7 separate regions of the Mus musculus genome follow, and regions 1, 2, 3, 4, 5 and 6 are each linked to region 7. Evidence: chromatin loops called from intact Hi-C (ENCODE). Cell type or tissue: left cerebral cortex. All regions are shown on one strand. Each heading gives the region's core, and the rest is flanking DNA. Links, peaks and the distances in the headings are about the cores only. Region 1 holds the start of Katnal1 (katanin p60 subunit A-like 1). Region 2 holds the start of Hsph1 (heat shock 105kDa/110kDa protein 1). Region 3 has its middle 3.4 kb from the start of Gm36405. Region 4 overlaps Gm15411 (a long non-coding RNA gene). Region 5 holds the start of Gm15408 (predicted gene 15408). Region 6 holds the start of Hmgb1 (high mobility group box 1). Region 7 holds the start of Uspl1 (ubiquitin specific peptidase like 1).

The links. A loop is a pair of places that touch in the nucleus more often than their neighbours do. Peaks named below come from ENCODE experiments on the same cell type or tissue, not always from the same donor. Only the 100,000 strongest peaks of a DNase experiment are listed, where the experiment ranks them.
Region 1: it touches region 7 in a loop (7-fold over the local background); 7 of 42 quality-filtered maps call a loop at or near these places.
Region 2: a loop joins it to region 7, with 11 times the contacts of the local background. A loop is called at or near these places in 3 of 42 quality-filtered maps.
Region 3: it touches region 7 in a loop (4-fold over the local background); 4 of 42 quality-filtered maps call a loop at or near these places.
Region 4: it touches region 7 in a loop (12-fold over the local background); 2 of 42 quality-filtered maps call a loop at or near these places.
Region 5: a loop joins it to region 7, with 7 times the contacts of the local background. A loop is called at or near these places in 5 of 42 quality-filtered maps.
Region 6: a loop joins it to region 7, with 8 times the contacts of the local background. A loop is called at or near these places in 21 of 42 quality-filtered maps.

What each region holds. Positions count from the first base shown.
Region 1 is chr5:148,926,030-148,930,352 of GRCm38, forward strand. It overlaps Katnal1 (katanin p60 subunit A-like 1), which reads right to left and starts at 2,618. Exons shown (of 11, transcript NM_153572.2): 1 at 2,497-2,618. Gm36446 (a long non-coding RNA gene) reads left to right here and starts at 2,783. Exons shown (of 2, transcript XR_377236.1): 1 at 2,783-2,874; 2 at 3,104-3,593. In left cerebral cortex, for the core only: no CTCF peak of the experiment used is centred there; DNase peaks (open chromatin) are centred at 2,136, 2,686 and 2,964; H3K4me3 peaks cover 2,193 bases; H3K27ac peaks cover 1,591 bases.
Region 2 is chr5:149,633,923-149,638,210 of GRCm38, forward strand. Hsph1 (heat shock 105kDa/110kDa protein 1) reads right to left here and starts at 2,393. Exons shown (of 18, transcript NM_013559.2): 1 at 2,048-2,393. The coding sequence starts at 2,154. In left cerebral cortex, for the core only: no CTCF peak of the experiment used is centred there; DNase peaks (open chromatin) are centred at 698, 1,504, 1,906, 2,436 and 1 more place; H3K4me3 peaks cover 3,249 bases; H3K27ac peaks cover 1,813 bases.
Region 3 is chr5:148,810,539-148,814,861 of GRCm38, forward strand. No RefSeq gene overlaps it. Among named protein-coding and RNA genes, the nearest start is that of Gm36405, 3.4 kb to the left of the region's middle. In left cerebral cortex, for the core only: a CTCF peak has its summit at 1,716 (motif pointing right); DNase peaks (open chromatin) are centred at 1,703 and 2,113.
Region 4 is chr5:148,963,656-148,967,978 of GRCm38, forward strand. The region is part of intron 4 of Gm15411 (a long non-coding RNA gene); the gene reads right to left. Among named protein-coding and RNA genes, the nearest start is that of Gm52833, 10 kb to the left of the region's middle. In left cerebral cortex, for the core only: a CTCF peak has its summit at 2,141; DNase peaks (open chromatin) are centred at 768, 1,555, 2,344, 2,942 and 1 more place; H3K27ac peaks cover 3,777 bases.
Region 5 is chr5:149,005,041-149,009,363 of GRCm38, forward strand. The region is part of intron 1 of Gm15411 (a long non-coding RNA gene); the gene reads right to left. Gm15408 (predicted gene 15408) reads left to right here and starts at 1,922. Exons shown (of 4, transcript NR_040429.1): 1 at 1,922-2,258; 2 at 2,846-2,975. In left cerebral cortex, for the core only: a CTCF peak has its summit at 1,879; DNase peaks (open chromatin) are centred at 1,246 and 1,861; H3K4me3 peaks cover 1,246 bases; H3K27ac peaks cover 1,457 bases.
Region 6 is chr5:149,050,055-149,054,353 of GRCm38, forward strand. It overlaps Hmgb1 (high mobility group box 1), which reads right to left and starts at 3,003. Exons shown (of 5, transcript NM_010439.4): 1 at 2,846-3,003; 2 at 534-697; 3 at 241-386. The coding sequence starts at 683. In left cerebral cortex, for the core only: CTCF peaks have their summits at 1,756 and 3,041; DNase peaks (open chromatin) are centred at 870, 1,333, 1,790, 2,147 and 1 more place; H3K4me3 peaks cover 2,335 bases; H3K27ac peaks cover 2,374 bases.
Region 7 is chr5:149,182,075-149,186,397 of GRCm38, forward strand. It overlaps Uspl1 (ubiquitin specific peptidase like 1), which reads left to right and starts at 2,486. Exons shown (of 9, transcript NM_001115149.1): 1 at 2,486-2,732. In left cerebral cortex, for the core only: no CTCF peak of the experiment used is centred there; DNase peaks (open chromatin) are centred at 2,398 and 2,923; H3K4me3 peaks cover 2,668 bases; H3K27ac peaks cover 1,941 bases.

The DNA of each region.
Region 1 (4,323 bases), core at 195-4,194, 260 kb before region 7:
AGCCTAAACATAGGACCTTGATGCCTGCCTACACAGTGACAGGCTTCCTCTAACAAGGCCACTCCCACTCCAACAAGGCCACACCTCCTAACAGTGCCTTTTCCCGTGGGACAAGTTTATTCAAACCACCACAGCCTCTGAAGATTATCCAGAATTCCAAGTGTCACACATTTGCAAAACTCATAGAAGTCGCCCTGCTTCTACCTTCTGGATACTGGACTAAATGTGTGTACCACCATCCTTGACCTCACCCTGGTTTTGGAGACAAGGTCTCTCAATGTCCTTATGCTTGCCAAGTAGGCTAGGCTAGCTGACCACCAGGCCCCCAAGGGATTTCTGTTTTCACCTCCCCAGAGCTAGGATGACAAGCATATGCCAGTATACCCAGCATTTGGGAGGGTGGGGGGAGAAATGGGAATTGAACCCCTGGTCTTCAGGCTTCCATACCCAGCACTATTCCAACTGAACTCTCTCTCCAGCTCCTGCATAGGTTTTGAACCTCTTCTGAAACGTCAGGATGTAACTGAAGGAGAGAATTCTAAGTGGCATCTCGAAATCACACAGAACCCAGTCCTCCCAATGTCTGTGGTAACTTTGTGATAGAATGTCTGTGGTAACTCTGTAGTAATGGAAGTGGTGAGAAGAGGTGCAGGAATGGCTGCTGACGTCTCTGCCTGTGACTCCAGAGATACAGAATGAGACATCACATCAATGGATTAAGACCAGAAGAGATCCAGGCCCTGTCCAAGGAGGAACTCCAAGGACAGATGCCTGTCACCTGAGGGGACTTGGAGTTGGCTCTTAAGAAAATCGCCAAGTCTGTCTCAGCAGCAGACCTGGAGAAGCACGAAAAGTGGATGGTTGAGTTTGGGTCTGCGTGATTGGTCAGCTCTTCCATCTCTGGGAGTTTTCTTTATGAAATATAAAGACATTCCTGAAATTATAAAACCATCTAGAGGTACAGAGAACTATAGTTGAGAAGCAAGGTATGCTCGTACAGTCTGCTGGCTTCAGGCTACCAAACCTCATACGTGTGGTACAGAGTAAGCAAGCCAGTGGCTGGGGTCGAAGGGCCTCACCAGGACTACTTCCTACTGATTAGGGGTGTCAAGTTTCTTGGGGCAAGTTCCATCTTTGCCATCAGGATATCTAATTTCTTGTTGTTGTTTCTTCTTTACGTAGGAACAATTACTTAACAAGTGGTGATCAAGAACCAACCCCACCTCTTGGAGTCTTAGCATTTATATGCCCTCTGAAAAGTCCCCAGAATTCCAAACATCACACAGTCACGGAAACTATCTGGCTGTTGGCAAAAATCACATCCCTTGTACAGCATGAGGCAAATCGCAGTCAACCGCTGTGGACAATCTGAAGCAGCCCAATATCCCAAACCTGGGATTAAAACAAAAACAATTTTTATATTTCTATGTAAATTCCATGTTTAAAAAAAACACCAAAATTCTCACTACACATAATAAAAAGAGGAAATCATCCTGAGCCATGCTTAATATCAGCATCCTGAGACAGACAGGTGAGCTCCAGGACAGCCTGGTTTACACAGTGAGTTCTAGCTAGCCAAAACTACACAGTGAAGCCTGGTCTCTAAAACAAAGAAAAATGTGCATAAATCAATCAGGTATTTTTAAAAAATAGAAACAGAATACAGAACACTTCAGTGTAGTCAAAAGGAGATTGTTCAGAAAGTTCAATAAAATACATTTCTAGTAAAGTTGGCTAGAGGAGAAAGTCAGAAATGAAGGAGAGCTAGCAACAGAAACTTCCAAGGGAGTGAAAGACCAAACAAAGCTTAATGAAATAGACAAGTGTGTGAGATCGCAGCACATCAAAACCCACTAAGAAATCTCATCAGTCAATAAAACCAAGTTCGTTATTTATGACCTCCCCAAAATACTCCAGACCCATCAGCTTCGTGTGTGCGTTCTAGGAAGTGCTTGGGGAAAAAAGAAACAAATGCTAAAGACACTCTCCAGAAAAAGGCAAAAATTAACTAGCCATTGAAAGTTTAACTAGTCTTCAAAGAACCAAAATATGTGTGGGCAACATTTAGGTAGTAAGTGAAGAGTGGAGCCGGAAGGGGGCATTAATTACTCCATGACATTCAACCTCAATAGCTAACATGCAACATATATATATGTATATGTATTCAGACATCACCAAATAACAGTAATATCCTTCATCAGCTTTCACACTTGTCCTTTTAAATATTACTGTCCTCTGAACACACGCTAATGAATGGATTTTATATGCCAAAAGCTCTGAGGTACTTGAAAAATAAGCAGAAATACCTAGAGATTCACAGGGAAAGGCAAAGGCCTTTTAGTGAAGGCTTTGTCGGGTCTCGCATCGACCTTGCGCCATACATACGGTTCTGCACCAAGAGGCAGCACCCTAGGAGGCCCAGGCCCCGCGCGGTGGCGATGGAGCGGGGCCGCGAGTGCAGAGGCTGCGGGGCTGGAGCGCAGCAATGAGGCTCACCTGCGCTACCCCCGCCCGACGCACAGCGCCCAATCCAGCGACCACCCCGGAGCCCCCTGCAGACAAAGAGTCACTTTAACACCATCTGAGTAGCTCCCAATTTATCAGTCTGTCGCCGCGCTCCGGACCGCTGGGCTTTGTAGTTCTCGGCCCGAATCACCCAGCCAAGGCGGCGAGCCTGATGAGCCACCGAACTACAAGACCCATGATACCCTGCGACTGGTGCTACATTCTGCGTGGCTCTCCCGCTTCTCCTCCGGGGGAGCGGCCTGTTGCCGGCGGCCGAGGTCTTGCGGACTGGGGCTGCCCGCCTGGGCTCCGCAACCCGGCTCTCCCTGTCAAGCCCGGCCCCTCGGGCTCACCACTTAGATCCTGCAGGTCAGGGCTGTCAAGGAACGGGGAGGGGCGAGGCGGGGCGCCGTTAGCCGCCGCCCGCCCGGAGTCCGTTAGTTCGCGGCCGGCGCGAAGAGGCGGTGGCTCACGGTTGCCATGGCAGCTGCGGCAGTGCTGCGGAGAGGGCGTGGGGCTGAGTCAGCGTTGGGAAAGGGGGCAGTAGGGAAGGATGCTCAGAGGCGAGTGTGGCGAACACGGAGCCCTCACCCCACAGGATGAGGAACCCGAGACCCTAGGTGGGGCGTGCTGCACCGGCCGGCATCGGGGCGGGACGTGTGCAGCGACAGAGAGCGGCTTCTAAGGAGGCGACCTTGCTGAGCCAGCTCTGTGGATTGGAGGCTGCTCGCAGCCCCCTCCCGCCATCCTCCAGGGAGTGGAGTGAGAACGAGCCATTGCTTAGATAGCGTGTGCACACAGCCTACAGGAGGATTCTGGACTCTGGAACTCGTAAATGGCACTGCTCCCCACCTATTGAATTCGAAGCTATAATGGGTCTTATGCAGAGGTTTGTGCACTCTTCAGTGTACTATGGGCCTGGATTAACAACCTGGCCTTCTAACACAGCTCCTTGGCTAACTGGTTGGTAGCCGATGACCCGAGGCACCTTACCTACCTGCTCTGAACGTTTTAGTCTGCAAAATGGAACTATCTCTGTTCCTGAGAGAAACTTTTATGATAAAACAGAATAAAAGTCTGGCACCTCACACGGTAGCTTTCAGATACTAGTTAATCCAATCGTGATAAAAGTCAAAATATAAGCCGGGCGTGGTGGCGCATGCCTTTAATCCCAGCACTCGGGAGGCAGAGGCAGGTGGATCTCTGAGTTCGAGGCCAGCCTGGTCTACAAAGTGAGTTCCAGGACAGCCAGGGCTATACAGAGAAACCCTGTCTCGAAAAACCAAAAAAAAAAAAAAAAAAAAAAAAAAAAAAAGGTCAAAATATTTGACTAGCAGTTGAAGGTGGATTGGCCGATGGGGAAATTGTCCTGTACCGATTAAAAAGTGCTATATCGCCGGACAGGGGTGGCTCACACCTTTCATCCCAGCACTTGGGAGGCAGAGGCAGGCGGATTTCTGAGTTCGAGGCCAGCCTGGTCTACAGAGTGAGTTCCAGGACAGCCAGGGCTACACAGAGAAACCCTGTCTCAGGGGAAAAAAAAAAAAAGTGCTATATTTCGCTAAAGGTTTAGGTCAGGGAAGTGTCTGTAGCTGTCAGAACTCATGGAATAGAACAGTTATGATTTGTACATTTTGTTGTGTGTAAATATACTTCAAAAGTAGTGTGATGCCTTAGGAAATTAAATTAGGGAAGGTGGGCACTGTGTCAGTGCCTTTATTCCTGGCAGTTGGGAGGCAGCAGCCAGACTGGTCTACAAATTGAGTCCCAAGACAGCCAGTTCTTGTTATACAAAGAAACCCTGTTTTGAAAACAAAA
Region 2 (4,288 bases), core at 1-4,000, 450 kb after region 7:
CAAAAAAAAGCACACATGCGGCCGTTTCTAAGGTGACAAGAGGAAATTCCCACATAAGTAAAGCACAGCCCGCAGTTTTCAGCGGCAGGTATTTCTATTTAAAATCACACCTCTGACAATTCAGCCCAAGTATCAGCCCTGTTCACACATATAAGGAATATCTGATAATCTGTGTGCAGCTTGAGTGCCCTCTCCCAATACCTGGGGTGCTAATACAGAGTCACCAGGTCACAAAGGATAGGGAACTTGGCATTATGCACAACCAAAAGTAAACAGAACTCTACCTGTCATCAGCCTCCTACAATCCTAAATTTCACTGCACACTTATTTCTGTCCCGATATATCATCTGCTTTAGAATTTTTAAAAGTTTTTATGTAACCCTAAGAGGTCTATGATATGCCTGTAGAGTTTAAAGGAAATGGATGAGGTAGGTTGCCATCTGGAAGATTCTCTGTAAGGTCAAATAAAGATGATAAGAGAAACAAAGTTACTGCTGACTGGAGTACAAACGCTGAGGAAAAGGAGAGGCCAAGCCTTCACACTGCACCTGCTTTGACAAGATGAAGAGAGACAGCTTTCTCAGAGGAAAGGGGATACATAGAACCAGAACAGAGACAAGATGGAGAGTGTGGAGGAGGCGGTGAGTAAGGCTTTGGATTAGAGAGTAATCCACAGGGCGAGCGTTAGTAATCCAAATCTAATTTGGGTTCAGTTCCTCCTACATGGGTGACCGAGATGAGTAAACTGGCACTCTACTGAGGACATTCAAGTTTGCTGTAACAAAAACAGCTCGGACCTAGCCGCTCTAAGCAGGTACTCTTGTAAGGTTCAATCTACACGCCCCGTGATTCTGAGCTCAGAGGGACTAGACACTTGTAAGACTGGATTGTCTCATTTTCCATGCCAAACAACTGTAATAGAAATCAGTAGCCAACTCCATTTTCAACCGCATAGTTTGGCCAAGGGTAAAAAAACCACCTCAGTCAAAAATTCTGGTCAGCAACACAGCTACCCAAGCAGCTCTCCCTGTTCTCCTCTACACACCTTTTGTCTCTTTTTAGGCAGAGAGAGGAAGAAGCGCTTAGCATACAGGATGGGGGCAAGAAGGACTGGCAGCCTTCCTACTAATTGCCGAATCACAGAGCACCATGGCTTTGTGAGAGAGGGAGCCCATGCTTAGAAAGTAAGTTCCTAGCAAGGCTTTCTTCCTCCTATTCACTCATAAATGTTCCTCTAATAAGGTCGGAATGATTTTACCTTTGGGTTCGATGTTTAACATTTATTATCTTGGACTTTGCACATGGGGGGAAAAAGCCCTATAATGATTGCCTTAAAAAGCATACAGCTGTTGTCGGTGAAGGCACACGCAGGTCTAACTGCCTCTAATATGTAACCTTCAGAAACTAACCCCCTCAAAAAGTTGCTTTTTACCATGCTTCCGTTTACCCACCCACGTTGCTGCAGAATATTTAATTCCGAAGCAAAAAAATCCATCTTCCCCACTGAATTTTTTGCACAGCAGTGTGTTAAGCAACAACAATGTTAAATTTGTACTGCTTACTCTAAATGGTGTTAAAATAAACGAACTCTGGGTCTGGAAACTCTCACGGACGTTTTTCACAATGAGCTTTAAAAAGGACGCTTCCAAAAGGCGATTGGGGCACTAGGGCAATATTAACAAATCAGGAGTAGATGAGACGCAGAGACGGAGGATTCCTCCACCATAGCGTGTTTCTGTGGTCGCTAACAACAGTCCGCTCGCTCCCTAGGCAAGCAGCGGCGCACAGGCTCTGGAACCTTCTAGGTCATTTGGAGATTCACCATGCGGAGGAAAAGGCTCTGTTGCCCAGGCTCTGCCGAGATCCTAGCTGAGGTGGGAGCCGGTGCCAGCTTGAAGAAGCTGAGTGGGGAGTCGGGGGCGAGCCTGGAAGGCCAGCGGGACCAGGTGGTCGCGGGGTGTCACGGTTCCCGGAATCCCCGGACCCACCATCTCCCTCGGGAAGCAGCGAGCTCCAGCCCTCCCCGGCCACCCAGGCTCCTACTTACGGGGTGCAGCGGTCGCTGAACTCGTTGGCGATGGTCTCGATGCCCCCGGCCCGCGCCACCGCAATGTAGCAGCTCTGTGAGCCTACGTCTAGCCCAACCACCGACATGGCTGGCCCGGTCCGCCTCCGCCTCGGGTCCGCTGCGTGCTCGTCCTGCTCCCGACCAGTCGGGAAGATGCCTCCGGCTTACCCTGCAAGACTGCGCTCAGTCTCTGCCACCGCTCTCCGCCGCCCGCCTCTCTCACGCAGCCGCCGCCGCTCAGCTACCAATCCAAAAGGGGAGGTCCCAATCGCTCAGCCTTATGTAGCCTACTGAGGAGAACTTTCCAGAATCTGCAGCATTTTACTCACCGGCGCCTCCACGTGCCACTTCCGCTTCCTTCTTCTCGAGCCTTCGAGAAAGATTCTACCCAATGGACTGCTGGTCCCTCCGCGGGCGGCCTGAGTTGCCATGGTGACAGGGCAGCTGCTCGGGCGCCATTGGCTAAAACTGACCGAGCTTGCCCGGCCTCCATCCCGCCCTCCCCAGCCTGAGGGGCAGTTTTCGTTCCAGTTGACTCCAGTGAATAACCGGTCGGGAACTTCTGTCGCTTAAGTGGTGACTCCGGTGGCAGTGTCCGGCTCCCGACGCCGAAAAACTATTGAAAGGACGGAGAAAGAACACACTACTCCGGGACCCCAGGCCTCTCCGGTCACGAACTTGCTGTTGGCAGAGAGCATGTCGGGAAGCGTAGTCTGGCCGGGAGACCCTAGCGCCTTGCATGCTGGGAAACGCAGTCCAGTGGTGAGGCCTCGGTGCTTTGCATGCTAGGATATGTAGTCCAGCCCGTGGTGCGTGCCACGATCCTGCTTTGTCTTAAGGGCTCAGTAAAAAGAGGCCCAGCTGGCTGCTGCCGATTCGCGCTCTTTCTCTGGTGTATGCTTTGTTCTGTGTTCCGTTCTTGCTTGTTTTTTCAACAGCTAATGGATTGCGATTTAGGGGCGTCAGGATAAGCCGCAAACGCGGTTTATATTTTGTAGACATTTGTCCGCTGGCAAGATTGTTGCAGAATAAAACACAGAAGGGTTTTCTTCTTCTTCTTCTTCTTCTTCTTCTTCTTCTTCTTCTTCTTCTTCTTCTTCTTCTTCTTCTTCTTCTTCTTCTTCTTCTTCTTAAATGAAAACTTTTGATTGCTATGCAATTTGGGAAGCTGCTGGTGTTTTGCCGACAGGGTTTTGCATATTTTGGATACTAGTTTAAGCCGACTTTGTTTAACCCTGCCACTCCTAACCATAAGGTTATGATTTAATGTAATGGCTAATAATATGGTTTAATAAATGGGTGTATGGTTTATTCCTTGTTTAATCTAACCTTTCATTTTCTTTCCTTGGAAAGTAAGCTTAGGTTCCATGAAGAGAAAGCAGAGGTGGATGCTGCTGGCTCCTGCTTTCAATTCTTATGTACCGTTAAAAAAAACGTCAAAGTTTGCCTGAAAACCCCGTGTGTACCCTCTAGAATATGGAAATATGCACAATTAAAACGTGCGCTGCTAAATAAGTGTGTAATTGAATGAAGAGTTGGGGCCCAGGGTTAAAAACTAACTCCTGAAGTATGCCTCTTCCCGTAGGACAAGTGGGGTTGCTTAAATGGGAGCTTTCTATACAAATTGCAGAGTAAGTTTTATTCGTGGTGATTGATCGGCTTGCCACTTAAGTTATTTCACCTGCTAGCATAACTATTTAAAATGGGAGAAGAACCAACGCTATCCCAGAGCAGCTGCGTTTTTAAATTTGAAATATGTTTGTTGGCATTCTTTTCATTTTGTGTCTCTGAAACCTCCACCACCCCGGCTTTTTTTTAAGTATATGAAAACTCTTTTTTTTTTTTTTTTTTTTTTTGGTTTTTTCGAGACAGGGTTTCTCTGTGTAACCCTGGCTGTCCTGGAACTCACTTTGTAGACCAGGCTGGCCTCGAACTCAGAAATCTGCTTGCCTCTGCCTCCCAAGTGCTGGGATTAAAGGCGTGGGCCACCACCACCCAGCAGAATATGAGGTTGACCAGTTTTCCCTTTAGTTTTTTTTTTTTTTTTTTTTTTTTTTTTCCCATGTGGTTGTTGGGATTTGAACTGAGGACCTTCGGAAGAACAATCGGTGCTCTTAACCACTGAGCCATCTCTCCAGCCAAAAACTTTTTAAAAATTACTAGAATCATAGCTTTTTTTTTTAAACAAAGATGACCTCTAAATTATTTGATTTGCTTCCC
Region 3 (4,323 bases), core at 151-4,150, 370 kb before region 7:
ATGCCCACCGAGTGTAGCTTGCAAAAGAAATAAATGACTTCCTTCCCCCAAGTTGCTTCCGGCCCCTGTGTTTATCTCAGCAACAGAAAGCAAAGTGGGACAAGGACCAAATGGGCACAAGCTCTCGCAAACCTTTCCTTCTGTATCAGCTGACTTTCTCAGTGTTTTGTCAGCGACAGAAAACTGACCAACACAGCAAGCAAGGGACAAGATGAATCCAGCTGGTGGGAAACACACCAAACCAGCATGGCAAGTCAGCATGACACCAGAACCCCGGTGCCCATTCAAGTATTTAGGGCTGATCAGAGAACTACAGATTTGCAGGAGGCACTCAGCACCTGACTTCCCTGGCCAGTGGCTGGAAGCTGCCTGTCCGGGTGCCCTCAGTTCATCCTTGGGCTTAAAAGTCGGCTGCATGGCTGAGCCCAAGGTCAGAAAAGGAGGGGCTCTTAGGCTCCAGGATACATCAAATAAGGATACATTAAATAAGAATACATTTAATAAGGATACATTTAATAAAAATACCTTAAGTAAGGCTTTGACTCCTGAACTAATAGGATGGGGAATTTGGGGAGGGAGCCATGCTACAGGAATTTGAAGGTTACAACTCTCTGGAGTACCAGCCTAGGGGGAGGAATTCTTTTGCAATCAGAGGCTTGGGGGGGGGGGGTACCCTTTGTATCAAACTGATGTGCCAGCCGTTCATTGCTTGGCTGATATTCATTTCTGCAGAATTGTAAAATAGAGACTGTTTTTGTGTTCCTACTCTCTCAAATTTATTATTACAGAGTGAGGGGTCTTGTTTCTCACACTAAAGATGCTGAAGCAAGAGGGTCTTGAAATTGGGACCAGCCTGGGCTACAAAAAGAGATGCCCACGCCCCCAGGGATGAGAAAGCACAGAGGGTGGGAGTCAGTAAAAACAGCCCAGGGGCAAAAAGAATGCTACCCTAGGCCAGGCTGACTCCAAGATTAGATTGGCTCAGGTGGGGCAGGTCGGGCAGGGCGAGGCCGGGCAGTTGTGGAAGCTGGATGACCCTTCCAGGGAAGCAATTCTGAGCTGCTCCTAAGCCACTCGGATAACCACCCAGAAAGCACGAGTCTTAGAGCATCCACAGCAGACCATCCAGGCCACCAGTCCAACAAAATCACAGGCGGGGTTGGTCCGAAGCTGGGCAAGCATTGCAACCCAACAGTCCTTGAGAAGGCTGCTGCAGAACAGGCCACGGAGGGCCAGGAGGCAAGCCAACCCACAGGTTCAGTGTCCAGTGACAACGTACATGGCCCACGTTGGAGGGCAGCACGGAGGAAGTGACGCTGTGACTTCAAGACCCTTGAGATGGATCAGATCTTTTGGTGTGAAGGAGGGCTGAGGGGGGCAGAGACAAAGGAAGGTACCCAGAGCTGCACCCCTGTGACCCTCTGTCCTCAGACAGGCACTCTGCTCATCCTAGATGGGGGAGGATCCTCCTGATACCCTCCGCGAGGGACTGAGGCTGCCTGCTTCCAGGGAGACGCTGCTGCCAGTTCCAGGTAGCCTCCCTCGGTCTGCCACACGCCTCCGGAGAGCAAGCGGACGCCCTAGAATCACACGAGATCAGATGTTGGGAGTGACCTTCGGAGAAGAGCCACCCAAGATGACTTAAGAGACCTGAGAGGCTCTGGATTGGACCATTTCCCCCTAAGCCCTACAGTATAAACTCTTGGCCTCTAGGTGGCGCTGTTGGTTGGACTGAAAACTTCAAGAGCTGGATTCAAGTGGGGATTAGGTCGTTAGAGGTGAACCTTTCTTTAATGGTAGTTATAGGACCTCGTCTCCTCTTCTCTCCCCTCTCCCTCTCCCCACCCTCTTTTCCTCTCTCTCCTTCCTGGCTTATGACTTACATTTTGTTTTGCTACATGCCGCTGACATGCTACACTGTGCTCTCCAGCTCCTGGTCTTACACACGAATCTCCAGAACCATAAGCCAAAATAACCCTTTCTCTTTCTAAGTTAGGAGCCTCAGGTCTTCCATCATAGCAATATAAAGCCTACAAATACAAGACTCACTAAATCAGCATTGACTGGGTAACCTTTGAGTCAGAGGACCAACCCTGTTGTTGCTGGACTCTATCTACTGAAGCCCGGGACACCTGTAACCTCCAAGGGATGTGGGCTCTAGCTAGCTCCCTGTAGGCAAGCCTCCTGCCTTCCCTCCCCTCCACAGCCTTCTGTGCTCAGCGAAACCTCATCTCCTCACTCATCCATCTCTCCCGCTGTGACACCAATTCATCTCACGAAGGTGCCAGGTAGCTGGCTCCAAAGTCTCCCTTCAACTTCATTAAAAAGTAATTAAATTTTTAAAAGCCGTTGTTCAGTTGTGGAAGGGCTGACCTGGTTAGGAGATGTCGAGCCAGCAAATGACAGCTATGTCAACCGGCTCTCTTCCTTCTTTTCCCCAGACCCCTCCCTCCGTAAAGCAACCACAAACCCAGATGGCATTTTCACACAGCGTCCACCAGATCAGGACCCGTGCCAAACACTGGATATGCCGGCTCCTGACGTCTCCTCTAAAGACCCTGGGAAGTGGGTAAATACCCTGACAGCCTTTTTTTTTTTTTTTTTAGAAGTAACAGGCTTCGGAATTTTAGTGAGTTGGTAAAATATCTTCTAGAAACTTCATCTGCTAATTCCAGCCCTACAAGCCAGAGAAACTTCCCTCACCTCAGGCCTCTGGACAGTCTAGGACATGTGCTCCCAATCCCCCTCCTGAGCTGCCACTGCCCCCGCCCCGCCCCACCCCTGGCACACAGAGAAACCAAAGCCTTATTCAGCAACAAGGCAAAGTGGACATAAGTCCAAGCCACTTCCAGACCCTCAGATGCTGTGTTTTCCCTGTCTCTGCCCCAGCCAGGGGATGGCAGAAGCTGGGACAGCAGTGAATGAATCCTGTGAGGACCTTGAGGGCCACCACTTTGTAGGAGACAATGTGAAGGCCAGAAAGAGAAGCAGAAGTTCCGACTGTATCCCACAACGAAGCTGTTTGCCTTGTTTGATTCCCAAGGGCCCTCAGGCCTCATGTTTGTTTTTGATCTGTCCTTCTCACCAAAAGATGTCCGAGCGTGTTTGACTCTGGGATAAGATAAACACAGGGTTAGGGTTTTACTGCTGTGAACAGACACCATGACCAAGGCTACTCTTACAAGGACAACATTTAATTGAGGCTGGCTTTCAGGTTCAGAGATTCAGTCCATTATTATCAAGGCAGGAACATGGCAGCATCCAGGCGGGCATGGTGCAGGAACTGCTGAGAGTTCTACATCTTCTTCTGAAGGCTGCTAGAAGAATATTGGCTTCCAGGCAGCTAGGGTGAGGGTCTTAAAGCTCACACCCACAGTGACACACCTACTCCAATAGGACCATACCTTCTAATAGTGCCACTCCCTGGGCCGAACTTATACAAACCATCACAGTGAGCCCTGAACATTCTGTTGTTTCAAAAAGCAGGTGATGCAGGAATTAAGTGGGATGTGTCAGAAATGTGGAGACACCAGCTCAGAGGGGCTGAGACTGACCTACAGACCATCTACCAGTCAGTAGCTGATAATGAGCTGGACTTTTAAATGCCCACAGGTCTATGAAAAGTGAAGGGATTGTATTTTACAGCCACCACCATCAGTGACTCAGTCAAGGATTGTCAGAGGATGCAGGGGCTGTCGCTGAAGGCTGTTGGGGAACAGGAAGCACATGAGATTTTAAAGTGGATCCCCCAGCTTTGGATGAAACGTCTCTCCCAATGGTTCACCTTCTGGAAGTTAGTTCGTGGTGTCCTGGTATTGACGACCTTGAAGAGATAGGGCCTTGTAGGAAGTGAATAGGTCATGGGGCCATAGCAGTCTTGGGGACTAGCATCCATCTTTGAGGGAGTAAGGCAGGTCTCATGAAACTAGAGTTTCATGTTACAAAATAAACATGGCGCCTCCACTTGGTCTTTCTCCCCCACTTGCTTCCCTTGTCTGCAGTGAATATCCAGTCTCTGAAACCCTCATTAGAAACTGACCAGACCCTGATCTTGAACTTCATCACCCTACCCCATCTATGAGCCAAAACAAACATCTTTTCTTCATAAAGCGTCTAGCCTCAGGTAATTTGTTACAGTATCTAGCATATATCTGGATTCAGAAAAAGATTCAGGCTGGGACTACCACCCATTTCTCATTACCTCTACAATGTAACAGAATGTAACCGATGTCATTCTCAGGGAAGGATTGGCTGTAAGCACTTGTTAGGGAGAATAGCTGGCTGCACAGTGCAGCCAGCAATCCTCGGAGCCTCCTGGAGTGG
Region 4 (4,323 bases), core at 168-4,167, 220 kb before region 7:
TCCTTTATGATTAAGTTAGTCCATTTCAGTTGCATCCAAAAAAAGAACTCACTGTGAGCCAGAGACTGCTAACAATCTAACACAGGCTCTGTACAAGACCACGGGGCAAGCCTTTGGAGAGCCCAAGTCTCTTTTCTTCATTCCTATCTGTTTCTTGTTTTAGGGTTTTACTGCTGTGAACAGACACCATGACCGAGGCAAGTCTTATAAGGACAACATTTAACTGGGGCTGGCTTACAGGTTCAGAGGTTCAGTCCAGTATCATCAAGGCAGGAACATGGCATCATCCAGGCAGGCATGGTGAAGGAGGAGCTGAGAGTTCAACATCTTCATCTGAAGGCTGCTAGCAGAATACCAGGCAGCTAGGATGAGGGTCTTAAAGGCCACACCCACAGTGACACACCTACTCCAACAGGGCCACACCTTCTAATAGTGACACTCCTTGCACAAAGTATATGCAAACCGTCACACTTGTTGACAGCTAATCTGACTAACTTGCCACCGAGGTTTCATCAGTTTCCCACACAAACTGCTAAAGGGCTGGAGAGATGGCCCAGAAGTCAAGAGAGCTTGCTCTTCTAGAGGGCCTGCGTTTGGTTCCCAGTATGCACATTGAGTGACCTGAACCCACCTGGAACTCCAGCCCCAGAGGATCCCACACCCTCCTCTGGCTTCCAGAGGACCCACATGAATGGCATACACATGGAGAGACATGGGGTGATGATAAACTAAATCTTTAAAGAAAACAATGACAAAACACTATTGTGGTGGGTAGCCAGGCATGGTGACATAACTTCTGTAACCTTGGCGCCCAGGAGGCTGAGGCAGGGTGATTGATTACTGTGACTTTAAGGCCAGGCTGGGCTACATACATAGTCTGTCTCAAAACAGAAGCTAACCACAGCCTTCAAAGTAAAGAACTCTCCATTCACAAGGTTATACCCAATTTGCTACTAAATGATGGAGCTGAAGTTAGGTCTAACTCTGTCAGTCCAAAGCCAAGAGATAGAAAATAGACCCCATCCCCTCAGGAGTTACAGCCTGAGAGACACTGGGGGGCAGGCTACTTTTTCAGATGTACCTAAAGGCCTGGGAGGAAAGGGGAGTTGAGTAATAAGTGGGCACCAAAGGCAAGCCACCCTGCAGATGGCCCAGTCTCAGACCCCATGTGCTTACAAGATACAAACCAAGAATGAGGGCCACTGAGTGCTGAGGTGCAGAAAAGATGGAAGAGCAAGTAACAAGAAATTCACTTCTCTCTTCTTAGTGTCTTAGTGTCATACTACCTTGCTCTCAGAACTCAAGCTCGGCTCTGTCAAGCTCCGGTGAGGACAGCTCCTAGGGAAGGGGACTTACAACAGAGGGAATCTGGCAGGGGGAAAAAAAGACAGAGATAATGGAGATATATATAGGACAAATATAGACACTGCTTTAAGTTTTTGGTGTTTTTTTTCTCACCCTGATTGGCTAGTGTAAACCCCTCATTTACAACCCTGACAGAGCCCCGACGAATTTCTGTCGTTGAAACAGCTTTTTATAGTCGCAGCATCGAGATGTAGAATACATTTCCTCTCCTTTCCCAACATATCGCATTTCTTGGCAGAGATATGTAGCAGAAAGCACCAAAAATTTTTATAATGAGAACAAAATCGAGATTCCACCCATGAGCCTTCTCCTGAAGAGTACTTCTTCCTGTTAGCTAACCCGCTGCTTTAACTTCATCCTAGTGACTCACAAATTAAACTTTGATTTCGGAACCCTCCAGTCGTTTTACAGGATCCGTCTTCGCAGGACGGGCCGGTGACCTTAAAGGTTTCTAAGCAGTAAGATTGGCTGCTGTCCCTTCCCACTCGAATTCCAGAGAAAAGTTCCAGGATGGCCTTCCTGCTCTTCCATCTTGATTTAATTTATCTCCTCTCTTAAGATGTATGTCTTTGAAATGGTGCCTGTGTGTGTGTGTGTGTGCCCACGCTTGTGCGCGAGCACGCTCTAGCCTGTGTGCAAACGCTCAACTATTCCAAGTGGGGGAAAAAAATCATGTTTGGTAATCTCCTTTAGGGGTTAAAAAGAAAAAAAAAATCAAGTTCAAATCCAAAATACCACAAGATGCTACATGCCAGCCACACGAGGGGTCTTTGCTCAAGAGCCAGGAGGCCTCTCCAGCTGCCAGCTGAGTCACTATGCCGTTCTTTCTGCCCTGAAACCTCCTTCCCAGCTCAGTTCTGCTCGGTGACTAACTCCATCAGGAATATGACCCAGTTTGCTTGGCAGGATATGACTCTTTTTTTTTTTTTTCTTTTCTTTTTTAACTCGCTGCTCTCTCTGGTCACGATTCTCTCCCAGGCATTTAGCAACTCCCTCTTGGCACCCGTCTGGTGCCGAGCCGGATTGATAACTCTCTCCACAGCTGTTCCCTTACAGCCGGCCCTCCTCTTTCTGGTAAATCCATATTCCATTTGCTTTTCTGCAGCAGCCTGCTATCTCTAGGGTCTCCTTAAAATAGATAAACACTGCTCTCCAAGGGAAGTCTCGAGGCAAAACCCACAGCACATACCAGCCCTATAATCTGCTCCAGAAGGCGGGCAGATAAAAAGAAAGGCAACAGGAACCACCCACCCGTGCCGGCTTTTATCATTTACTAAGCACTTTTGACCCACATGGTCTTATTTAATATTCACAATAAGCCATAATGCAGGTATAAGGGCTATTTCCACCTTATAAAAAGGCCCCTAAAGAAGGAAAGAATTCGGTGCAGGAAGTAGGACCAGGACTGGGGCCTGTTCTTTTGAAAACAGCTATGTAAATTGTATTTGGTCAGACACACAAGGCCAAGAATTCAGCTGCAGGGCAGAGAGAGTGCTTTTCTAGCGAACACAAGACCCTGCATCCAATCCCCAGCACCTTGAGGGGGGAAAAGAATAGACAGAAGGCTCTTTGGTGCTCATTTTGGTGGATTCTGGCAGAGGGCATCTCCCATCTAATGCGTGGGACGAGACTGTTTGGAGTTTAAGAATCTCCCCAGTTTGAGACCGTTTCCTTGTACATAATGAGCTCATCCTGCAAAGAGCACCCAAGTCCAAATACCACATCTGTTTGTTTCCTATGCATAGCCTGAAATAAGTTTACACGGTATGTTCAGCATGCCTGAGTATTGACTGTGCCCTGTCCCCGTGTCATCAGGCTTGGAACTTTCCGCTTGTGGCCTCTCTCATACAAGCTCAAAAGGTTTCAGCATTTCCAATTTTGTGCTTTTTTCTTGTGTCCCATGCTATGTCTCTGCACCCAACAAAATAGGTACCACAGGTTCCCCCAAGGAAGACCTCTTCCCATTTAAACAAAAGCCCCCATTCCTTTAGGGGCTTGCAGAAAGTTCCTACTTGCTAGAAGGGGAATCACTCTCCTTATCTCTGGCAATAGGAATCTGTGGCCCTTCATTAACACATGACTATGGTTCTTATTGATGAATGCTACTAGTCTCTGAGGATCCCCAGCCCAGCTCACAAACCCCTTCCTCCCGGTCCCATCTAACCCTGCCAGTCTTCTTTCCCCTGTTGCTTCTCCTTGCTTTCCCAGGAGGTGGCCTCTGCAGTTTGGAATAAACTTCTCCCAATTTTCACCCACTGAATGACTATTTTGGTTTCTTTACTGCACCTATTTTCACTCGGGTCCCACATGCCAGATCTAGCTAGAGGCTTTGGGAAGCCAGGCCAGAACCTTTGGGCTGGAAAGGCAGCTCAGCTGTTTGCGCGGACCTTCGCGGCAGATGAAACCCACAATTCTCAGAAGCGTGTCTGTGCGTTCGTGGGTTTCAGCAGGAAAAGGTGGTTATAACGTTGAGAAAGGAAAGGCAAGAATTCTGCTTTAGAATTCTGAAGATATGGCTCAAGAGTGTAGGGTGGGTACTGATACATTTTGTAAAGCCAAGGGTATGTTTTGTAAAGCTCGGTATGGTCCCATGGGAGGGGTGCCTCGGTGGGCCCATCGCTGAGACATCCCTTCCCCCAAGGTACCATCCATACGACGGGTCTAGTATAGAATAGAGTTTATGTGGGAACATGGGAATTGGGATTGAGAGGGAAGTAGAGGCAGAGAGAGAGAGAGAGAGAGAGAAAGAGAGAGAGAGAGAGAGAGAGAGAGGAGGGGGAGAGGGGGAGGTAGAAGGGAAGGTGAGGAGAGAAAGAGAGAAAGAGGAAGAGGAAGAGGAAGAGGAAGAGAAGAAGCTGCTTTCGGGAACATAGGGAGAGCGTGGGGTGGGGGGAAGGGAAGAGAGGGAAAAAGTGGTCAGAGAAGAAAGTCTGAGAGAGGAAAGGGTCAGAGAGAATG
Region 5 (4,323 bases), core at 117-4,116, 180 kb before region 7:
AACCCTCTCTCGAAAAAGAACCAAACCAAAACAAAACAAAACAAAAACCCCAAACAAACAAACAAACAACAGAGCCTGCTTTCTCAGCCAGGTTTGGGTGGCAGCTGGTTTGAAGCACAGTTCAGGACGGCTCTCCCCTACTCCTCTTACTGGAATGTCTTGCCGCTCTGCCTCAGTGATGCTACACAGGGTTTTCTTTCTTCCTCTCCGCCCAGGTTGCCTGACTTCCCCAGCTGTCTCTCCTCCTCTCGGCACACAGACGTCCCCAGTGAACTGGAACCCAGACACTGCTCTCGTTTTTCCTCTTCCCTCCACGGAGTAGGGGGAGGGGGAGGTGGGGGGAGGGGACGTCCTCTCCACACCTTCTTGCTTTGACTTCTAGTGGCTTCACTCGATCCCTCCATCTGTGGATGTCCTACCTGTAGTCACATTAAACTCACTCACAGCACCTAAAATAAAGCTAATTAAGCTCGTTAAGTTAATTGTGGTTTTTGTACTTTGGCACTCAGTGTGGCACAGATAGCGTATACTTAGCACACTCTTACACAAGCTGGTTCCCCTTCTCTACACCCAGGTGCGGTGACGGTACACTCTCCTGCTTCAGCCCAGCTTTTCCCTGGAGTCTGCCCACTAGTCCCCCTGCTTCCTTCTCTAATTCACAGGCTAGCAAACTTATCTCTTTGGGGTTTCAGATGTTTGAGACAGGGTCTAACAATGGAGCCCAGGCTGGCCTTGAACTTTCGATCCTCCTGCCTCAGCTTCCTGAATGCTGGGATTATAGGAATACCCCCCAGCCCTGCTGGTTGCCTCTCCAGCTGTCCGGTACCACTAAGCTACACCCAGCCCCTTGTCACGTTTGACAGAACATCAGAACCACCTGCAGGAACTCCCTGGGTTTCACACTTAGCCTTTAGAAGGGCGGGACCTACTGAGCAGACGCAAGCTCAGTGCAGAGTCAATGGTCTTCCCATCAGTGCCTTGATATCCCCACTTCTAACAAGTTCCCAGCAGCTGGGAGAAGAACAACAGCCCACATACTAACTTCTGGCTCTCCACTTACTTTCTGACCTGCAGAGAATAGCCCAGGCTATCCTACCCATCCACCTAGACAGTAGGTGGCACCTTAACGTCCCTGCTAGAAGAACCTGCTCATTTGCCAGCCTTGCAAGAACGCAAATCTCTTCCTTCCTTAAAGGGACAAGCCCCAAACCAGCAGCTCTAGATAGATGGCCGGTGTCTCCCAGCCTTAAGGGAGCTGCTCTTCCAGCCCTGGGTGACAATGAAAGTGGGTAATTATAAAGCTGAGGCTAGACCCGCATTCGCCCAGGCAAGTAGTAAATTATATGTGATGTGTTTGTGCTGAATTGTAGTAGCCTCTGTGAACGGCACTGCTACCACACACTAGCTTTTCAGCGAACAATCCTGCTGACTGGGAACCTTTTAAAAAAAACGACCAGCGATGGCGGAGGAACAAGCTTGTGTTCTCTGCTATTACAAGTCAAAACAGAAAGCACAGGGAAGGATCTAATGAGCCAGGAAAGGGGACTCCACTCATTTAGTAGAGCTAAAATTAATGAATTCACTGAGCGGTATATAGAGACGGCACACCAGACCCTTTTAACAGTAGGCATGGGGGGAGGGGTGCAGGCTGACTAAAGATGTTACCCAGGGCCAAAGCCAGAAGACCTGGGGGCTCCCCTAGACATGCCTGGTGGAGAAGTTTTGGAAGATCTTTCAAAGAAGGAGACCGTGCTGTGCCCATTGCAGCCGAATCAAGAACTGGCTTGCACAGGCAAACCACGTGCAGGCGCCCTGGCCCAGGGCCAGTTTCTGTCTGGCTTGCAGGAAGCCGGCTCGGGTGAGCCGCACTTCGGCCATCCGCCGGCAGGTGTCGCTTTCCTGGCCTCTGAATCCACTGTGAGTTCAGCAAATGGAGGCGCTTGGAAAAGGCTGGGACGCAGGCAGAGGAACGGATTTCCTGGCCTACGAACACCCTGGCTCTTGTTTCGCGGGTGGGGTGGGGGTGGGGTGCTTTTTTTTCTTAAAGCAAATACGTACAGGTCATTTACTGGGTGTCAGGCCCTGCAGGAGTGATTGAGTGGGTGAGCAGGAACTCCAGGTCCTGTCCGGGTCACTCTGACCTCAATAGCAGTGAGGGATTTTTTAAGGCAGCAACAGGATTTCTGGTGTCCAGTGCTTGAAAACTCAAGGGAAGAAAGCCCCCAGCTCTCAAACCAAGCAAGGATCTTTGTCTCTAGGTAAGAGGGGCTTTGCATTTCTTTAAACCCTCTTCCTTCCTTAACAGTGAGTTTTAAAATCCTTGCTGAGGACTGAGTTAGCCACCCCGTGTGCTGGGGATACAGTAGACACAATGAGTCTTTAAGACCTTGGCTCCCAAAGCAGACGAACCCGTAAGCAAGCAAGTATATGCTAACCTAATGTTGGTCTGGTAGGATTAACCCCACCCATCGCAGTGCATACGAGGGAAGCAGGTGTCTAGGGTGAGACTGGAACTCACCCTAAGTACTTAAGTGATACCCAGGGACAGAAGTGATAGAGACATTCCAACCCCTGAGCACTGAGCCTATTTCCACACAAACCCATCCCTGGACTGCTCCTAGGAACCACTGTCTACTATATAGTTAAATTCCCTTCTGTGAAACTGTATCCTAGATTCTGGCTGAAGTTAGGAACTAGGGTCCTATGTAGCCCAGGTTTTAGTTATCTGTTGCTTGGTTTCGGACTGGTGTGTGTGGTTTGGGGGTTGGTTTTTTTTTTCTTTGTATTTTTAAAATGTTTTAAAAATTCAGAATTCCAGGAAAGACTTTTTTTTTTTCCTCACTAGGCTAACAGAACATGTGGTTCCAACATCTGGGGTTTGTAGCCTGCAAAAATCTAATCATGAAGACAGAGAGATTGTCACAAATTCCCATAACGCACTTTGGGTATCTCGGCTCTTGGCCTGTTTGGAGCAGGTAGGGATGAGAGCTAAAAGCTGCCTAGCTCCTCTCAAGGTTGGTGTTTGGCCCCTTTTGTCTAGATGGGGAAAAAGAGTTCTTCATAAGCACTCTTATCTCTACCTGTTTTATCTGATAAACAAAACAATACAGGCCAGCAAGACAGCTCTGGCTCCACAGGTAAAGGTGTTTCCTGCCAAACCTAATGACGCGAACCCACAGGGTAAAAAGAGAGAACTTAATCCTACAAGCTGTGTCCTCTGAGCTACACACACACACATACACACAAGCTACACACACACACATACACACAAGCTACACATACACATACAATAAACAAATAAATAAATGTTTTAAAAGCATACAAAGCCCTGTATTGGATGTTCTCTGAACTGTGTTTTTGTTAGTACCCTTTCCAAAAAGAAAAGAGTTCTGTCTCATTGAAAAAACTCTATCCTACTACACATCTGTAACCCCACCCCTGCCAGAGGCTGGGGCAGGAGGATTGCAAAGCCATGTTGTCCCTGCTTGGATCCGGAAGCTTCTAGAAACCAGGTAGCTGCCTTGGGGTGGCAAGGTCCTCGCTGTTCTTGCCCCATCATTGCCCCCCTAAACAAATGCATTGGGATGGTTTAATAGTAATCTATTAAACCCTATCATATTAAACTTGTTAAATTGTTCCTGTCTCTTAAAGGAATTTAGAGCTGGGTATGATGGCATATTCCTGAAATCCGGGCGGGAAGGTCACCAGTTCCAAATCAGCCTGGCGACCATACACAGTAAGACCCTCCCGGACCTCAGGCTGCGCAACTTTTAAATAGATGATATAATATTCTCTTTATATCAGCCACTGACTTTTAGCATGTGTGGTAGTTTGAATGAGAAATGTCCCCCACAGGCTACTGTGTTTGAGCACTGGGACCCCGATAGGTGGCTCTGTCTGAGGCTGTGGCACTTTTTCTGGAGGACGTTTGTCACTGAGGGTAGAGGGGCTTTCAGCGTTTATAGACTTGCTTCAATTCGTGTTTGCTCTGTTTGTTCCACATTTGCTATGGAACATATGATCTCTCAGTCTCCTGCTGATTCTACAGTTTGAGAGTACCTGGCTGACATGTGTGTGTGTGTGTGTGTGTGTGTGTGTGTGTGTGTGTGTTTGTGTGTTGATCAATCCCCCCTCCAGGCTTCCCTCACCATTATGGCCTCTCCTCCTAGAACCATAAGCCAAATAAGCTTTCTTCAGTAAGTTGCTTTGGTAGTGCTCTTGACCCCTGAACCATCTCTACAGTCCTGAAATACTTTTGTAATGGTGAATCGATTTGGGGCTATTCTTAGACATTAGCGTTGCCTGTTGGCAATCAAGATCGCA
Region 6 (4,299 bases), core at 1-4,000, 130 kb before region 7:
CAATTTCTAAAGATACAAAAAGAACCAAAAATCGTAGTGATATACTGTGCAAAGGAGTGAGTTTCTCAGTTCAAATGCCTTCACTAATAATACCACCTATCTTAAGTTACATTGACCCCTCAAATACACGACCCAAGCCATTCTCAGCTAAGAAACCAAACACTAGGCACTCGACGTGGCTCAATCAATTCCTACCTACTCTAAACAACTCAAAATAAAAGCTCATAAGCTCATACTCACGGAGGCCTCTTGGGTGCATTGGGGTCCTTGAACTTCTTTTTGGTCTCCCCTTTGGGGGGGATGTAGGTTTTCATTTCTCTTTCATAACGAGCCTTGTCAGCCTTTGCCATATCTTCAAATTTCCCCTTTTCTTTAGCAGACATGGTCTAGAAAGAATTATTTGTAAACTTGACATAGAGATGTTCAATATGCCAGCCTAAAGCACTTTAATAGTCATATAGTAAGGAGAACACCCAGCCCGTTCATCCTAATTTACAACTCAGAGGCACTCAGCATCTCTAAAGCCCTCTTACCTTCCACCTCTCTGAGCACTTCTTGGAGAACTCTGAGAAGTTGACAGAAGCATCCGGGTGCTTCTTCTTGTGCTCCTCCCGGCAAGTTTGCACAAAGAATGCATATGAGGACATTTTGCCTCTCGGCTTTTTAGGATCTCCTTTGCCCATGTTTAGTTGATTTTCTAAAATAAAGCATTAGACGTTAGTAACGAAAACTGTGAAACAGACAAGCTTCAAACTGCTCAGGGTGGCATGACAAACCAAAGTTTGTGTTATTTAACACAATGATGACGACAATCTCCCATAAAAGCTAGGCAGAACACTGCAAACCATAGCCAATTCCTAGAAGCGGTTAAGCCACAGAGATGAGGGCATAGGACACAGGGAAGAGGGGGGAAAAAAAACGGTCTTCAAAGTGTGATCTCAAGAGTAGGCACAGGTACACTCAAGCATTCGCTGTCAGTGTCTGTTCTGTATGCCTAACTGCTCGTTGAAACCATGTCTAAATCTTTTTTTCAAATTGTTTAAACCAACAAAACAAACATTAAAAAAAAAAAAAAAGATAGAAAAATCCACCCTGTCCATTAGTGAATTTTGCAGGGTACAAGGAATGATCCAGTAGACCTTAAGAGAATTACAGGCCTAGGAGAGCAGGGGGAGGGGACGAAAAGCAAAAACAATAAGTGCCCCTCGTGCACCTAAAGTTTACCCAGCTCTTAGAGCACGCCGTGTTCGCATCAAACTTTGCTCGGGCGGGCGGGCGGAGGCGGCGCTGGGCCGGGGCCCGGAGAGGCCGCAGTTTCCTATCGCTTTGGCCCCGAGATGCGTTTCTGCTCTGACTAAACACGTCCGGTCTGAAGTTTCTCCGAGTAAACAAGGATGAGGGACAAAAGCCACTCCTGCCGCCGCCTCCTCCGCCACCACGGGGGTGTCGGGCACGCTCTCTTCTTTTTTTTTTTTTTTGTCTTTTTTTTTGTTTGTTTGTCTCCCAAACCGGGCCCGTGAAAAGTTGGGGTGCCCTGGCGCGCGCGCGGGCAGGATTGATTCTCCGCCCTCCCAACTTGGCCCGAGGTTGAGGGGGGCTGCGGCTCCGGGCGGGCCCGAGGCCGCCACGTGCGCCCGGAAGGCCGCACGCAGGCTCGCGCCGCCGCCGCCCCCATTTTGTCGGGCCCCGGAGCAAGGAGAGAAGAAGCCCCGCCGCTCGAAATGGGGGCTGGCTCCGCCCGCGGCCGCCAGGGCCGGGCGCACGGAATGGCCGCTGCGCGTCTTCCCCGCCTGCGCCGCCGCCGCGAGGGCGAGCGCGAGCGAGAATATGGCTCCTTCCCTTTGTGTGTGCGCGCGTGTGAGTGTGTGTGTGTGTGTATGTGTGTGTGAGTGTGCGAGGAGACCGAGGCGCGCGGCGGGCGGGCGGGGCGCTGGCGCACTCGCCATGGCGGCGGGGGAGGGGCGGGGGGCGCGCGGCTCCCCTCCCCCCGCGGCCCCCGCGCCGTCTCCCTCCGCGCGCCCCGCCGCCCCCGCACGGAGAACGCGGGGCCGGGGAGAGAGAGAGACTGAGAGAGAGAGAGAGGAGAGGAAGAGAGGGGAGCGAGAGGAGAGAGGGGGGGAAAAAAAAAAGTTGCCTCAGAACTGCTGCGCCCAGCTTCCCCCGCCCGCCCGCCCGCCTTGTTTTCTCTCCAGCCAGCAGCGCCCGGCCGAGTCAGCCATGTTCCAGCGAGCGCAGCGGCGCCGCTCCCCCCCACACGGCCGCCCCGCTCGCCCGCCGCCTCACCCGGCCCGAGCCGCCCCGCACGGCCGCCCCCGGCCCACCCGCGGCCGCCCTCGCCCGCAGCGGCGCCCCGCCCGCCGCCCCGCGCTCCCCGCCGCGGCCGCCCATACAGCGGGGAAGCGCCGCTGCCCGCCGGCTCGCTCGCTCCGCGCACGCCGCCTGCCCGAAACGCTCGGCCCTGGGGGCCACAAACACGTTTTGGGGAAAAAAAATTTTTTTTAAATAATCCGGAACACGAACACACACACAGGCAGACACAAAACAAAAAAAAAATTTTTTTTTTTTTGCGCCAGTGAAGCGCGGACGGCGCCGCGGGTGTGAAGTGGCGGCCGCCTGAGGCCCCGCGACTCGGCTCGGCTCCGCTCGGCGCGGCACGGCGCGGGGCAGCGTTCGCGGCAGCGGCCGGCGGAGCCTCGCTCCGTGCGCAGTTCCCCCCACGGTCCCCCCTCATTTGCCTTTGTGTGGAGCCTGACCCGCCGGCTCCGGGCCGCGGGGATCCGGCCGCCGCGCAGGCGACCAGGCTACCCGAGGCGCTCTCCCCGCCGCCGCGCCGCCCCGCACTCACCCTCCGCGAGGCACAGAGTCGCCCAGTGCCCGTCCGGCTCGCGCTTGCCCCGGCGCTGTCTCTATGGAGCTCAATGTACTGCAATGGCTGTGAGAGCGGGAGCCAGACGCAGCCTCCTCACTCTCTCCGCTCTGTAACATTACTCTCCAGCCAGCGCGCCTCCTATTGGCTACCGCCAACTCACCAGGCCCGTTCATTGGCCCGTTCCCTCCCATTGTCCTGACCAGAGCCCGCGCGCCATTGGCTGTCTGCGAGGACACGTCACCGAGGATTGAAACAGCGCGCAAATCTGAATGTGTGTGTGTGTGCCGGGCCGAGAGGCTGAGGCGGGAGAGGCAGCGGCAGAGGCAGCAGCTGCTACGGGAAAGCGGAGCTCTATGGTGTCTCTGTGCCTGCGCCTGCCCCGAGCCAGCCCCACGCCCGAGCCGCGGCGCGCGCGGCCAGGGCCCGGCTCCGCCGCAGCCACGGCTGCGTCCCCAGGCCCGGGCGCCTCCCCGCAGGCCCGCCCCCCCTCCCGCTCCACGCTCCCGCCCCGAGCCGTTGGGATGTGCGGCCCGTGCTTGGGGATGCCTCCCCGAGTGGGGTGACTGCTCGGGGGGGCCTGTGGCCCAAACACGGGGGCCTCTGCGGGCTCCGGGACGGCCGTGCTGCTGCAGCCCACCACAAGACACCCCTCCCCGGGACTGCCCGCCTAACGTGCCCACCCTGCCCAGAAGCCTAGTCTGCACCCGCCAGCAGGCGTCCAGTTGCACCCCTTCTTCTGGGTTTGCTCGGGTTTCCCCCAGTACTTCTCGAACTTTTTTTTTTTTTTTCCTTTTGGTGAGACACAAAGCACTGTTTTGAACTTCCCGGACACCAAAGCCTTATACCAGGGAATTAATGCACAGCCACTGGGGTTTGATACTGGCTGTTCTCAGAAAATGTTTGGGGGGGGGCCCAGCTAGAATTAGCAAGTTCTTTAAAGACCTCATTGCCCCACCCCCATACACACACATACACACACACACACACACACACACACACACACAGACGCTGTTTTCTGTGACTCGGTGTGGATTACTGTTAGAATCAAATGAATCTTTGTGATTGCTATCTTGCCTCCGATCACACCACTTAGTGCATACATGTACCTGCTCTAGGGTTACCAGACATTTAGGGCTACTGTTACCTGAGGGATTAGAAGCAGTCGGAGAGTGCTTGGGCCCAAACCCACAGGCCATGCTTTTTCCTGCTCTTCAAGTTGGCTGATCATTCTTAGGTATGCAGAGAAAAATAGCCAGGCTGGCTCTAAAGGCCACAGGCTTCCATCAATCTTTGATGAATCTAACAGCTCTTTCTTTCTGGTGAGCACAGCACCTCTCTTCACTTCAAAACAAATGTCCCCCATTTTTTTTTTTTAAAATCCTGGCTCCTATACACTTCTCAACTAAGAAACAAAGAATTCCTCCAAAATG
Region 7 (4,323 bases), core at 149-4,148:
TTATAGAAAACCCCTTATGCCAGCGGCCAACAGCAGCACACAGCAATCAAACCTATTAATGTTGTTTCAATGAAATACACAGGAGAAAGCTCACGTATCTCATTGGTTTGCACCAGTTTTTACTACCAAAGAGCTTTTGGTTTTTCCAGCTTTCTGAAGATAAGATTTAGTAAAGGGATTATAGACTGTACTCTGGAAAGTCAGGCTGCCCGGGTACATGGTGCACAGGTGAAGGACAGAGGTGGATGCTAACGGTCTTCCTTTCTCTCGGCTTACTTTTTGAGACAGGGTCTCTAACTGAATCTGGGGCTCACAGATTCAGCCAGGCTGAGTGGCTAGTGAGCCCCTGGGATCCACAGATCTGCACCTCCCCCAGCCTGGGATAACAGATGCATACAGTTGGGCCAAGCTTTATCAAAGTGCTGGGGCTTCCAGTTCAGGCCCTCATTACTGCAGGGAGAATAACTTACTGATGGAAGTCGTTTCTGCAGTCCAGTAAATTGTCAATGAGACCAGAATACACAACCACCGCAGGGTTTGATTTTAGGACAAGTCTCAACTCTAAGCACTCATTTGTTATATAGCCCAAGCTGGCTTCCACCCAAGGTCCTCCTGAGTGCTGGGCTTACAGAGGTGTCCACCATACCTGGCTTAGAGGTAGCATTTATATCCCAGGTTGGTGCTAAAGGTTTGTTTTCAGTTAAGGAATACAACAGAAAAAAAGAACAAGAGCTCACAAAATGATCTGCAGAGCACTGTATTCCTATTGCAGCTTAATTAATTATTAGTTAAATAAAAGCTTCCATTTATTGAATATGAATTTCTAAGTGGAAATAGATAAACCTACTTTAGTTTACTGAGGTTAACTATACTCTCTATGGGACCAATGTATATAAAAACAGGCACTCTGCATACTGTGGAAAGAATACACAGAAGTACATGGTATCTTCTCAGCTGGGGACTATTATTAACCTGAAGTAAATTGGGAATTTTCTCCCCCCCCCTCCCCGACCCGCCATATTCCATCTTCATTTTGTTTGTCACTATTAAGTTTTTCTGGCCAAAAATTTTGTTTTAATAAATTTTTCATTAAAGACAGCAATAATCCATTTTTATTTTTATTCTAGTTGTTTGTGGATGTTGCTTTACACCTCAAAAGTCGGGTTACATTTTAACTGAACCAACTAGATCATTCAATTTATGAGCTGACATTCAGCAAGTGTTTATTGGGAGGGGAAGTGTACTCCACTCTAAAAATGGAAATAGCATGTTGAATAAGAAAACAATCCTATTAATCTTGGCTACTCTCTCAGGAAGAAATACTTTCTCAAAAACCTCATAATCCATACAAAAAGAAATCTTACTTGTTTGATCTTACAACAAATATACCAGTACAGTATGTAGTGTAAATGCAAAGATAAATAAAATTAAAAAAAAGCAAAACCTAACCAGTCTATTTTCGTCATGAGAGAGGAGAAAAAAAACCCTAACAAAGTCTCTGTTGGAACGCTCAGCGATTTCCATTCCTAAGTACCACAAACTGAAATTCTTTTATTGAATAATTTCTTCCTACAGCGGACTTGTTTCCCCCATTGCACGCTACCAAAATTATCAGTATTCTGCCAGAACATGGTCGTTTAAGACCACTAATGAAACCCTACAGGACCGCAATCCAAAATGCCAGTCATGATTCCTGTAAGGTCCAGAAAAAATCCCAAATTGTAGTCCCAGGCCACGGAAACAGTCTATGCAAAGGACTCCAAGAATAGGATGTCCTCATGGACGCGATCAGTCATGACCTCCCTGACACCACATGACCTTTCTACGAAGGCAGTTCTTAAAACTTAGCAACTGAGCTCTCCCCTCTCTGAAGTTCAAGGAGGCAGGGCGGCTGCTGAGATGCGCGGGTCGGCTGCTCAGTGCCACCCCGGGTCAAGTGCTCGTCTTTCGCTACCCCCCTTACCGTGAGCAGATCAGAGAGGGAAGAAAGAAAAAGTGGCCTCCAAGGATGGGTTTGGGGAAGAAGGGAGGGGCAGCTCCGTGTGTGGTAACCGTTTGTGAACACGTAGGGTGGTGGCGCGCGGGCCGAAAAGAACCAACTATGGGAGCCCGTCGTGGCGTCCGCCATGACGGCCCGCCAGGGAGGCCCATCACTGCGCCTGCGCGCCAGGCAGGCAGCCGCCCAGCGACCTCTCCTTCCTCTGCCGCGTAATCCCTCCGCTGAAGGCCGCGCACTAATTTTAATCACGCCCCGCCCCCTAGCCTCTGGCGTCACCTCCGCCACTCCAGCGCTTTCCAGCAGCTTCCAGAACCAAGCCTGCCCCACCCCCTCCAGCTCCCTCCCCCTCCCCCTCCCCCGTCCTCCCGACTCACACTTTGCAGGCTCTGTAGCGAGGGGCCCCGCCCTGTCGCCGCAGTTCCCACTGCGCCTGCGCCTGCTGGGCGGGCAAGCCACGCCTCTGCGGAGCCCTGCCGGAAGTGCTCTGGTCTTCCCCTTCCCCGGCCCTGCCCGCGTGCTCTCAAGCAGGGCTGCCTGCCGCAGGAAAGTGTTTGTGGGGTAGCTCTTGGGCGGCGGACTCGCAGGCGGAAGTTGCTTTCCTGGCGGAGAGGGCTGTGGGGGAGGAGCCGTCCGAGGGAACGTGGGTTGAACGTTACGGTTAGATGGTGGGGACCTCAAGCTGGAAGAGGAGTTCGGGTCCACTGTATGCGAAGAAGGAGCGTACTTCGGGAGGGTAAGGAAGACAGTAGTTCCCTCGGGAAGTAGAAATTGGGACGGCTGGAGTGCCCGGGGTGGGTCGTTGGCGCGCTGAAAAGATGGGGTAGGAACGAGGTTGTGGTGGGCAAGGTGGAGGATGGAGGTGCAGGCTGGGTCTTCAGGTTCCGGTTAGGCTCAAAGAGGTAAACGCTGAAGAGAAACCAGAGTTTGTGCCCGCCCCACGAAGAGCGTGGAGATGGGCTGGGTAACGGAACGCCGCGCCTCTTGGACTTCCTTGGTAGGCTTTTGAAGCTCAGTTCGCGTGGACCCATCCGTCTCAAATTCGGGAAGCTGGACTGGGTACCAAGCAGTATTGGGCTCTGTAAAGCCTATCCCTTCGCTGGGGCTTAAGTCTGCTGGCCTTGAAAATTCATATGCAGAGCCGAGAGATAAAGCTCCGAAGGGTTCCAGGCCCTTTGAATACCTGTAATAGTTTCTACACATGCAGTGAATTAAATTTAAATCCCTCTCGTGATTGGCTGCTAAATGGATCTATTCTGGGCTGATATCTCCCATTAAGGTCTCCGGAATGCGACTTACCTACGTTGAAGGTGGGGGCTCGGTGGTGGGCGTAGGTAAGAGGAAAAGTGCCGGAGATGAACACTGGAAAACCTTGGTTGTTCTCCTTGAAATAAGCTCATGTCATAATCTTTAGGATGTACTGAGCTGTTTGGGCGGACTTCCTACAATCAGATTGGATTAAATAGGTGGTTTGAAGCGGAGCTGTCATTTTGACAGTGATATGAATGGAAAGAGAGACAAGTTCGAAACATTTCCAAAGCCTCGTTCACGAGTTTAGATGGCGCCTACTGTGCAAACATGGGAGATGAGAGTGAGTAGACGGCACAAACTTTCTAGTCTGTATTTGGAAACCCAAAAGATGCCAAAATTTAGATACTGTACAGGGAGGAGCTAGCAGTTACACTTGGAGAAAAGATAATGAAGGTAATTTATTCCTAGACAAATTGAAATTTGAGACCCACCCCGGGGTTTTGTGTATAATACAGTGCTTGAAAAACCCCAAGAGTCTACTTCTGGTATTTTAAAACTTGAATATTCTTTGGGGAGGGGGAATTTCTTAATATTGTTTAGTGTTTCTACTACCATCTTAATGGGTCTCCTCCCTCCTTCTCTCCTTCCCTCCCTCTCCTTTCCTTCCTTCCATAGACAGGGTCTCACTATATAAACCTTCCTGGCTTGGAATTCACTGTGTGAAACAGGCTGGCTTGAAACTCACAGAAATCTGCAGTAGTTCTATTGAGAGAGATCTGTGCAATGGAATTAAAAGGCTTAAAGGCGTGCATCAACCACCATGCTCGAATATGCCTTGACTTCTTTATTGACAGGAAAGCAGACTTGAAGGTTTCTCATTTTTACCTCCATATTGAGAAAGAACCTTATTCCACACAGTTACCTAGACCCTCAGGCAGATAAAAAGTTTTCTCAACACCCTTTTTAGGAGTCTGCAGGTTTCTCTTCTGAGAATGAATGCAGAATGACAGAAGCAACACATCTCTTTCCCTCAGAGCAAAGTAGACCAGATGGTAACTGTAACTTAGGTGTTAGTA